2 separate regions of the Mus musculus genome follow, and region 1 is linked to region 2. The links are chromatin contacts, found by Hi-C or POLR2A ChIA-PET in ENCODE. All regions are on one chromosome and are shown on one strand. The core of a region is the stretch at or near the end of the contact, and the rest is flanking DNA. Distances in the headings are between cores, read along the strand shown. Region 1 holds the start of Klhl40 (kelch-like 40). Region 2 overlaps Vipr1 (vasoactive intestinal peptide receptor 1).

What was found. Hi-C counts contacts between places; a loop is a spot of excess contacts on that map. ChIA-PET counts read pairs that join two places held with the same protein, here RNA polymerase II (POLR2A).
Region 1: a loop to region 2 is called in a map of left cerebral cortex, with 2.9 times the contacts of the local background. The contact joins the promoter of Klhl40 here to the enhancer-like site in region 2. A Hi-C loop is called at or near these places in 1 of 37 maps with a recorded cell type or tissue (left cerebral cortex). POLR2A ChIA-PET finds 5 or more read pairs at or near these places in 1 of 5 experiments (embryonic stem cell).

What each region holds. Positions count from the first base shown.
Region 1 is chr9:121,775,949-121,779,808 of GRCm38, reverse strand. Klhl40 (kelch-like 40) reads right to left here and starts at 2,202. Exons shown (of 6, transcript NM_028202.3): 1 at 882-2,202. The coding sequence starts at 2,033.
Region 2 is chr9:121,666,630-121,670,887 of GRCm38, reverse strand. It overlaps Vipr1 (vasoactive intestinal peptide receptor 1), which reads right to left. Exons shown (of 13, transcript NM_011703.4): 11 at 2,325-2,454; 12 at 2,088-2,129; 13 at 1-1,514. The coding sequence ends at 1,323. Among named protein-coding and RNA genes, the nearest start is that of Vipr1, 26 kb to the right of the region's middle. Within about 2 kb of position 1,352, at least 1 of the 3 ENCODE cell types and tissues checked has a DNase peak (open chromatin) inside an H3K27ac peak, as active enhancers do.

The DNA.
Region 1 (3,860 bases), core at 953-3,452, 110 kb before region 2:
TGTGGCTTTGGATCTTTGGTGACCAACTGTTCAAGGCTTCCCCCCCCCGCCAGCCCCCCCCCAAGTCCCTTAAAATCTATAGCCTTCCATGCCACCCTTTTTATCTGCCTAACCGAGTGGTTATAGGCACAAAGAGCCCACCTTGGAGAGTTGTCCAACAGCTGCATTGTGTGGATGGACACTTGATACTATGCAACCTCTGAAACTTCCCCCAGCCAGCTTGGGAGAGCTGCCCCTCTCCTCCTCCAGCTGTGAGGCCTGTGGACTTGACCTTGGCCTCCAGCTGCCCATTTGCTCCTGCCTGCCTATAACTGCTCACCTGGCTCTGCTCTGTCACAGGATCGCCAGCCTGGGTTACTAACTCCCTCCCCCCCCCCCCCTTCATATCTCCAGATTTCACCCAGCCGACAAGGCTCAAAACCATGGGACCAGGCTGTAGATTCTCCCTCCCTCTGAGGTCCCACAGTCACATCCTCAACCTGGGCCTGCTTGCCTGTCTCCCAGACCCTGCTGAGACTCAGTTTCCTTCCCTGGAAACGAGAAGGCAAGGTGCTTTCTGTGTAATAATCTGTCTCCCACCCCTGACCTGGCACTTCTGTCAAAGCTCTGCTTATGATTCTTCTCCATGTCTCTGCCCCCAACCCCTGTGCTGGGCCAGGGGGCCTCCAGCTCCCCAGCTTGTTGTACACTGAGCCTAACACAGATACCAGACTCTTTGGAAACTGGCTGTAACTCTTCCCACTTCAAGCAAGTGGCTGCCAATCAAAGGTCCTAGATCCAATGACAGTCCCAGGTAGACACAGGCCCTTCCCAGGCCCTAAGTTGCCTCCTAGTACCCAGAACCCAGCACCAGTCCCTTCCTCTCAAGACTGGCCAGGCACCTGCAGGAAGTAAGCACTCATAGGGTCCTCCTTGTTGTCCTCATTGTAGAAGAGGCCACCGGCCACGAAGACTTGGTTCTCCTTGGTCACCAGACTGACATGGTTCTTGGGGATCTGGGTGGACAGGGATGCACAGTAGCACTCGTTGGCGGCTGGGTCGTAAGCCACGGCGCCTTCCTCGCTGATCATGAAGATGAGATCCTGAAGGAACATGCCGAAGCGCAGAGTGTCATTGAGGATCCCGGGCAGTACTCGTTCCTCATCGTCCTCAGCCTTGGTGTCTTCTGTGCCCTGGTTGGCCTCCTTGGCCCGAGCTGTCTGCTCACCCTTTTCCTTCTTCTTCTTGCGCAGTGTAGTGAGGCGGCCCTCATGTGCATCCTTCACCATCTGCACCTTGCGCAACAGCTCGGGCTGGGAGCGCACAAGTGGGTGGCGCTCCACGCGAGTCTCCAGGAAAGCACGAGGCAGCAGGCGGCAGCGAACGCTCTCGAAGACCGTGGGCAGCGCGCGCTGGCGCTCCGCCTGCGCCTCAGCATCTCCGCTGCTGGCCCAGCGCATCACAGCCTCAAACACTGCCTCCTCCTTCTCTACGTTGAGGCCGTCGCTGGAGATGATGGCGATCAGCTCGTCAGCCGAGAGTCCCAGGAAGTCGTTGTCCCGCGCCACCAGCGGGAAGCGCGCGCAGATGAAGTCGCGCGCGGCCACAGCCAGACGCGCGCAGTCCAGCAGGAGGCCGAGGCGGAAGACAGCCAGGCAATTGGCCAAGCACAGGCGCTTCTGCAGAAACGACACGCAGATGGTGAAGATGGACGGGATCTGGAATCGATGCGCCGCGGCAAACAGGTCTTGCACGCTTGCCTCATCCAGCGCGATCTCTGATGTGTACAGGTAGTGCAGCACCTGGGACACTACGTCTGGCGACACCTCCTCCAGGCGTACCTCTCCCGCGCTATCTGGCTCAGCCAGGAAGCGCGCGCGGAAGTAGGGGCTACAGGCGGCTAGCACCAGGCGGTGGCACGGGAACTCGCGCTCACCCACGCGCACTACACAGTCTAGGAACTTGCCGTGGTCCAGCATGTCCTTGAGGCCGTCTTGCAGGAGCGTCTGCTGGTACAGACGCTGTTCCTCCGCCTGCTCCAAGCCCAGCGTCATGGTGCGGCTCCCTGGAACTCAGCAAGTCTGTGTATCGAGGGCAGCCCTGCACACCTCTGCTGTCTTGTGGGGCTGTGCACTGACTGCGCAGCTGTCTGCCCTGGGCTATATATAGAGGATGCCCAGAACCTGTAAGAGGAGCTGCTGGCCTCCTGCACATGACGCACAGAGGACAGCTGGGCAGAGGCTTTCTCTCTGAGCAGCCTTGAGTCAGCTATGGGGGCTCATGGGGCGAGGGTGGGGTGTGTCTGGGCCTTTCCAGAACTGGAAGGTCTCTCGACCCAGAACCCAGTTGCCTCTGGATTCCTTAGTCTAGAAATGCTGCTGCCTATGAAGAGGGCTCAACTCCCTCTCCTTTCCACTGTCTTCCAGGCCTGAGTGCTCACAGCCTTCCTCACAGACCGTATCTCATGTGGCCACTCCTGGTTATAGCATGTTTGGGTGTCCTGCTTGGTGAACATGTCTTTTTCCTTGGCAATCACTCCTAAAATGGGAAGGAGTTTCCTCTGCCCAAACTCAGAGACCTTCCTTTAAACAAACTCCTTAAGTCAATAAGGGTAGCTGTTTCTCTGTTGGGCCTCAGTTTCCTCTCCCATTCAAGGAGGGAGAGGAGCTAGAATCCAAGGGTCTCAGCTCAACTCTGCTGAGGGCCAGAGACCCTGGGGTAGCATGCTCCAGGTTAGGCTCAAAGGGGTCAAGCCTGCTAGAAAATTAATTTCCTAGGGTTCTACTATTTGGGGGTGTTTAGACCTTCAAATCTCTAATATTCTAGCAGTGTTCTGAATGGTAGTGTCCAAATGGTGGAACTTCAGGGACTCTCTCCCATTGTCCTTGGTCCATTTGAGGTTTACCATGTTTCTACCTGGCCTTGGGGCCCCTGTCATTGTCTGTCTGTCTGTGATTTGAGGGTTTGAGGAGTTGAGCCAGGATACCCAGTCTCAGCCCCCACCTTGCTCTGGACTCCTGTCCACCCCTCCACTCCCCAAATCTGCACATTGGCTTCAGACTCCAAGAATAACGAATTCTCCAAGTGCCAAAAGCTGCAGCTGTGGGTTAAATTTAGCCCCGGGACACTGGTAGGAGGCATAACGGGCGCTCCCCAACCATGCCTCTGAGTCACTTGTTTATAACCTTGGGCTTGTGGGGGGATAGGAGAAAATACCTAGTGGGGAGCAGGGGCAGGGGGAGAGGACTGAGTCACACGTCCCTTCTATGATTCCAGAAACATTATTGCCTGTCCTTCCTAAGTGGTGACGGTCACTCGGTCCTAGAGGGGCACATAGCTGGACAGGCTCCAGAGGTGTGCTGCCCACCTTTCTGCAACGTCAAGGGCTAGCTTGGGGCAAGCTGGGAGGGTTTCCATGTCAGTTCTGGACAGTGGGACATTTCTAGGAAACATTGCCAGCAATTCGCTGGGTCACACGACTGCTACCTGCATGAGCCAGAGCAGATGTGCCCACTTCTGACGTCATGGGGACCTCTCCCCAAGTGAACAAAAAAATGTCTGTGATCACAGCCTCACTTTCCAAGGACCTGAGCAGAAGACAGCGACTAGAAATTAATTCATAACTGCCAGATGACTTCATGTCATATTTTGGGTTTATGACGGATTCTACAGCGCTCGTTCCCTAGCAGGATTCCCAGCAGTATGTTTAAATGTGGCTTGTTCATCCACTCAGAGCCTACTGTGTACTAGAGCTAACACAGAGTTTAGTGGCGTTTGAGTCAGTTGTGAATACTGGCCCTGTGGAGCTTACGTCTGTTGCGGTGGGCATCTCGGAGGGAGAGCAGCACATCCGAACCTCTGTGGTACAGCAGGTGATCCTG
Region 2 (4,258 bases), core at 103-2,602:
CCTTGCTGGCTGTGACAGCTCTGTTGGCTGTTTTGATTTGGTCTGAGGCAGAATCTGTCTCCTCCCAGATGGGTTTAGGGGAGGGAGGGTCACAACGGACCCCTGTCACAACCTCTTCACATTTACATGTGAATCAAAGGCTCTTGTGTGGGGCTCCTGCCCAAAGCCAGAAGGGTCATCTCTCACTAGAGCAGAGGTGACACAGCTGCTTAGAAGAAGCAGGAGACCCACAGTGGCTAGGGGAACCAAGCCTGCTAGAGCCAATGTTTATTGTCATACAAGCCTGGTGCAGCTCTGAGAAGAGCCCGCTGACACCAGTTTGGATTAGAAGCCATTATCGCTATAAAGATGGAGGGAGGCATAAGATGCCTTGCCCCCTCCCCAGGCTTTTATGTCAGACATAATCACTCTCCACAGGAACTGGAGACTGAGGGTGGCAATAGCATCTATGGTAATGCGACCCCCAGAGAATCCAGCAGACCACAATATGTAAAAAAGGTAGTCTTTAGCAACAGGAAAGGATACCTGCTCTCACAGGACTCAGTATCACTACCAGTGATATCAGGGTGGCCCAGGATCAAGGGGCCTGTGTGCTCATGCCTCTGACCCTTGCAGCAGTGGTTGGTGTGTAGATAAGCGCCCAGAGGCGGCAGCTCGCTATTGCTTTGGTTGTACATAAGGCTAGTGGACTGGTCCTACTTGATGGACAAAGTCACTTGGTGAGCACGGGCAGGGCTGCCTTCTCCCCACCCCTCCTCCCCAGAGATAGGTCCCTGAGCTCCCAGGTCTGACGATTCACTGGGGCAATTCCATCCTGAGGGAGGACCGCAACACAGCTGTGATCCCCAAACTGAAACTCCAGGTCACAACCATATCTGCCTGAGGTAGAAGAACTCACCCACCCGGAAGAGCTGGCAGATAAACGGAGGGAGGGGGCTGCATCCTCAGAGAGGAGTCTCAATGGCAACGCTTAACCCAAAGCGACTTGAGCGCCCCAGTGGAATTCTAGGCACCGACGGGGCGGAACCTTTTGCCCTCAGAGTTCCAAAGCTTTGAGGGCAGGCGGTTTGCTTTCCAGGAGGTGAATGCAGATGTTGTGCGCATGACTGGCAGAGCAGCCTTGGGTGGTGGAGTCCGATGCTGGTTCCTCCTTGCATCCTCCAGGGTTAGACCTCCCAGCTCTCCAGCTAGCATGGACCGGGTCCTGGCTGCAGCAAAGGATTGTGTCCCTACAAAAGGCTGGAGCCAGCGGCGTCGCTGCAGACCTCTGCTCCAGGGGCTGGCGTGGGGAGGGTGCGAAGGGGCCTGGCGGCCTCTGGCGGTCAGACCAGGGAGACCTCCGCTTGGAAGCTGGAGGAGCGGCGCGCGCTCGGGCTGACGCGGGTCAGCATGGACACCTGTGTGCTGCACGAGACGCCGTTGCTGCCTCCCCACGGGTGTTGTGATTTGGAGCTCCAGCCCAGGACGCCCTGCAGATGCCAACGCCGCCACTTCCGTCGCAGCTCTGCCTGCACCTAGGGGCGGGAAGGGTGGTTAGTTAGTCTCCAGAGCAGCGTTGTTAGGCAGGCTATAGATGTTCCCTAACTTAAGTTGAAAGGCCTGGATGCTATCTTGGGAGGCTTGGGACAGGGCTGGGAGCCAGAGAATCAACTCAGGATCTTGGAGAGAGGGAAGATGGGATGCAGAAAGTCACAAAATGCAGTATAGGGAGGCAGAGGGGTGCTGCCTGTGGAGTGTACCCCAATTTTTCATCCAGGCACGCACTTGTTTGTGGCAGTAACTGCACCTTCCCTCGATGTCTTATTCCCAAATAACCCACACCCATTTAGCTGTAAGTATTCTTCACCTCTGATACGCACAGTATCCCCGCTCTAAAACCCACCCAGGGCTTGTAAAAGTGCAGGCTTTAAGTCCTCAGGTCCTAGGGTCAATCAAGGTTCATTTTAAATGAGACTGTAGGCAACTAGGGCGCTGCAATCTGAGAACCACCCTGGAGAGAGGCAAGCTTTTAACTGCCCTTGCTCTCCAGGATCCCATCGAGGTTTGTAGACCCTGAGCCTGCCCACCAGGATGTGGGAGGCACTCACCTCGCCATTGAGGAAGCAGTAGAGGATGGCCACCACAAAACCCTGAGGAGGAAGAGGAGGTGAGGCAAAAGGACTGCAGGCACTCCCAGCCCCACCCACCCCACCCCACTTCCCCACAGCCCCTTCACCCCTGCTTAAGGAAAGCACTGAGCACAATGGGGGTGCTTATCCAGAACTTATGACTGGAATCTGGGGCCCACGGCAGCTGAGGTGAATTCCTCAGGCCCACGTTCATACCTGGAAAGACCCTACGACGAGTTCAAAGACCATTTTCACCTGGGCCTTAAAGTTGTCGGGGAAGAAGGCAAACATGACATAGTGAACTCCAAACAGAGGGATGAGCAGAAGTGTGGACTTGGCCAGCCTCCTGGGGACAGGGAGAGGTAGGGTGTGGGTATGTATAGCCACATGGGGAGATGGGTGTGGGTATACCAAATGCAATAGTGACCAGACCCTGTGAGGATGAACAGTGGCTGCCCCATCCCCACGGCATGCCCACTCTATCCTGTCCCCTGTCTGTCAGTGATACCGCTCTCCTGTCCCCCTACCTCCTTGCCTGGGGAAAGCACACGAGAGAATTAAACTCCCTTCTTTCTCCCCCTTCTGGAGGAAGGCCACCAAGTATGATGTGTTACGTAAGACTCAGGAGGCAAGACTTCCCGGTCGGTCCCCCCCCCCTCTGGTCTGTGTCCCCAGCTGAAGAGTGAGGCGATGTCACGCTTCGGGGATGCTGTCTCCTCGGAAGTGCTGTGGGTGTCTCCAAGGACACTAGCTCCTAGGAATGGAGCCTTCCCAGCTCCAGGGCTGGCCACATGTGCCCGGTGTGCAGGAGGGTGAGGAGCACTCGCTGTTAGGCCTGCTCATTAGTTAGTGTGTGCACACTTGTGGCTCCTGCTCTTCCTCTGTGGCCCTGTCTCTAGGGGTTGCCTCTTTCCCTGAGACCGCTTCCCTCCCGCATCTCTAGCAGTGCAGAGTCCTGCTCCAAAAGGCCAGCTTGTCTTCCCTCTGCCCTGGTGCCAGCGGGGCCAGCACTCCCTCTATCTACTGCTAAGGCCCTCTACTGTGTATACTCAGCAGACCTCACAGCTGGTCCAGGCGGTAAGGGCCACAGTTTCCTAATTCCCTGGCAGAAAATAGGTCAGGGTGGATGTGGGTGGGATAGAAACACATTTGCCCCTGCCTCTCCTGCCTTGGTTCTGAGATCCCACCCCATGCAGATGCAACCTAGACCTTCCCTCCTTCTTGGGCCTGGCTCCCAGCCACACCTCTTTGGCCATGAACCCATCCCATACTCAGAGTCTGACAGATGGAGGCTTTCTTTAAATTGAGAGTGGGAACTGACAGCCCCTCCTTGGGGATTGCCAGCTCCAGCTCCCCCTTCTGTCTGCGACAGCTGTTCCTTTCCATCTCACCCACACAGACCTGGCCACGACCAGTTTGGGTTCTGTCCCCCAGATTCTAGCCCGTTGCAGCTGGACTTCTGGGAAACAAGGTCGCTGAGGTAAAGGACACCCGTGTGCGCGTGTGGGACAGGAGTGCTGCCTCCCGGCAGTGGGCAAGCCCCGCACGCACGTCTCCTTCTGGGAAAGAGAGGGTTGTCCTGCCCATGCAGCCTGCTAGGGACAGAATGCTGTCACACCAGGAATGGGAGGAAGCGTCAGCCTCAGGCCCGACCGTCACAGGGCTCCAGAACAGAATCCCAAATCCAGCAGCTCGTGACTCCTCCAGTGGGAAATCTTCCAACCACAGCTGAGATTCCCCTAACGGAGGCCAGGTTAAGAACATCTAGGATCCCAGGACTGGATGGCCCTTGTGGGGTGGCCTGCATGGTGGGTCTGTTCTCCATTGCCACTGTGAGTGTAAAGGTTCTTCGGGCCTTTGCAAGGGTGCCCCGGTCATGTTTTATGTTTCCTTCACGTGCCTGCAAGCTCTGATTTCCATAGAAACTTGCTGGCCTTCCCAGTGCCCCTCCTCTTTTCAAGCAGTGAATTACGGCCCTTGCAATGATTAATATCAATTACCAGCAGGACTTAGAATCACGGAGGAGACAAACCTCTGGGCATATCTGAGAGGGGATTTCTGGATGGTGTTGAGGTGGGAAGACCCACCCTGACTATCGGTGGCACCGTCCCGTGGGCTGGGGTCTCAGACTGAATAGAAAGGAGAAAGTG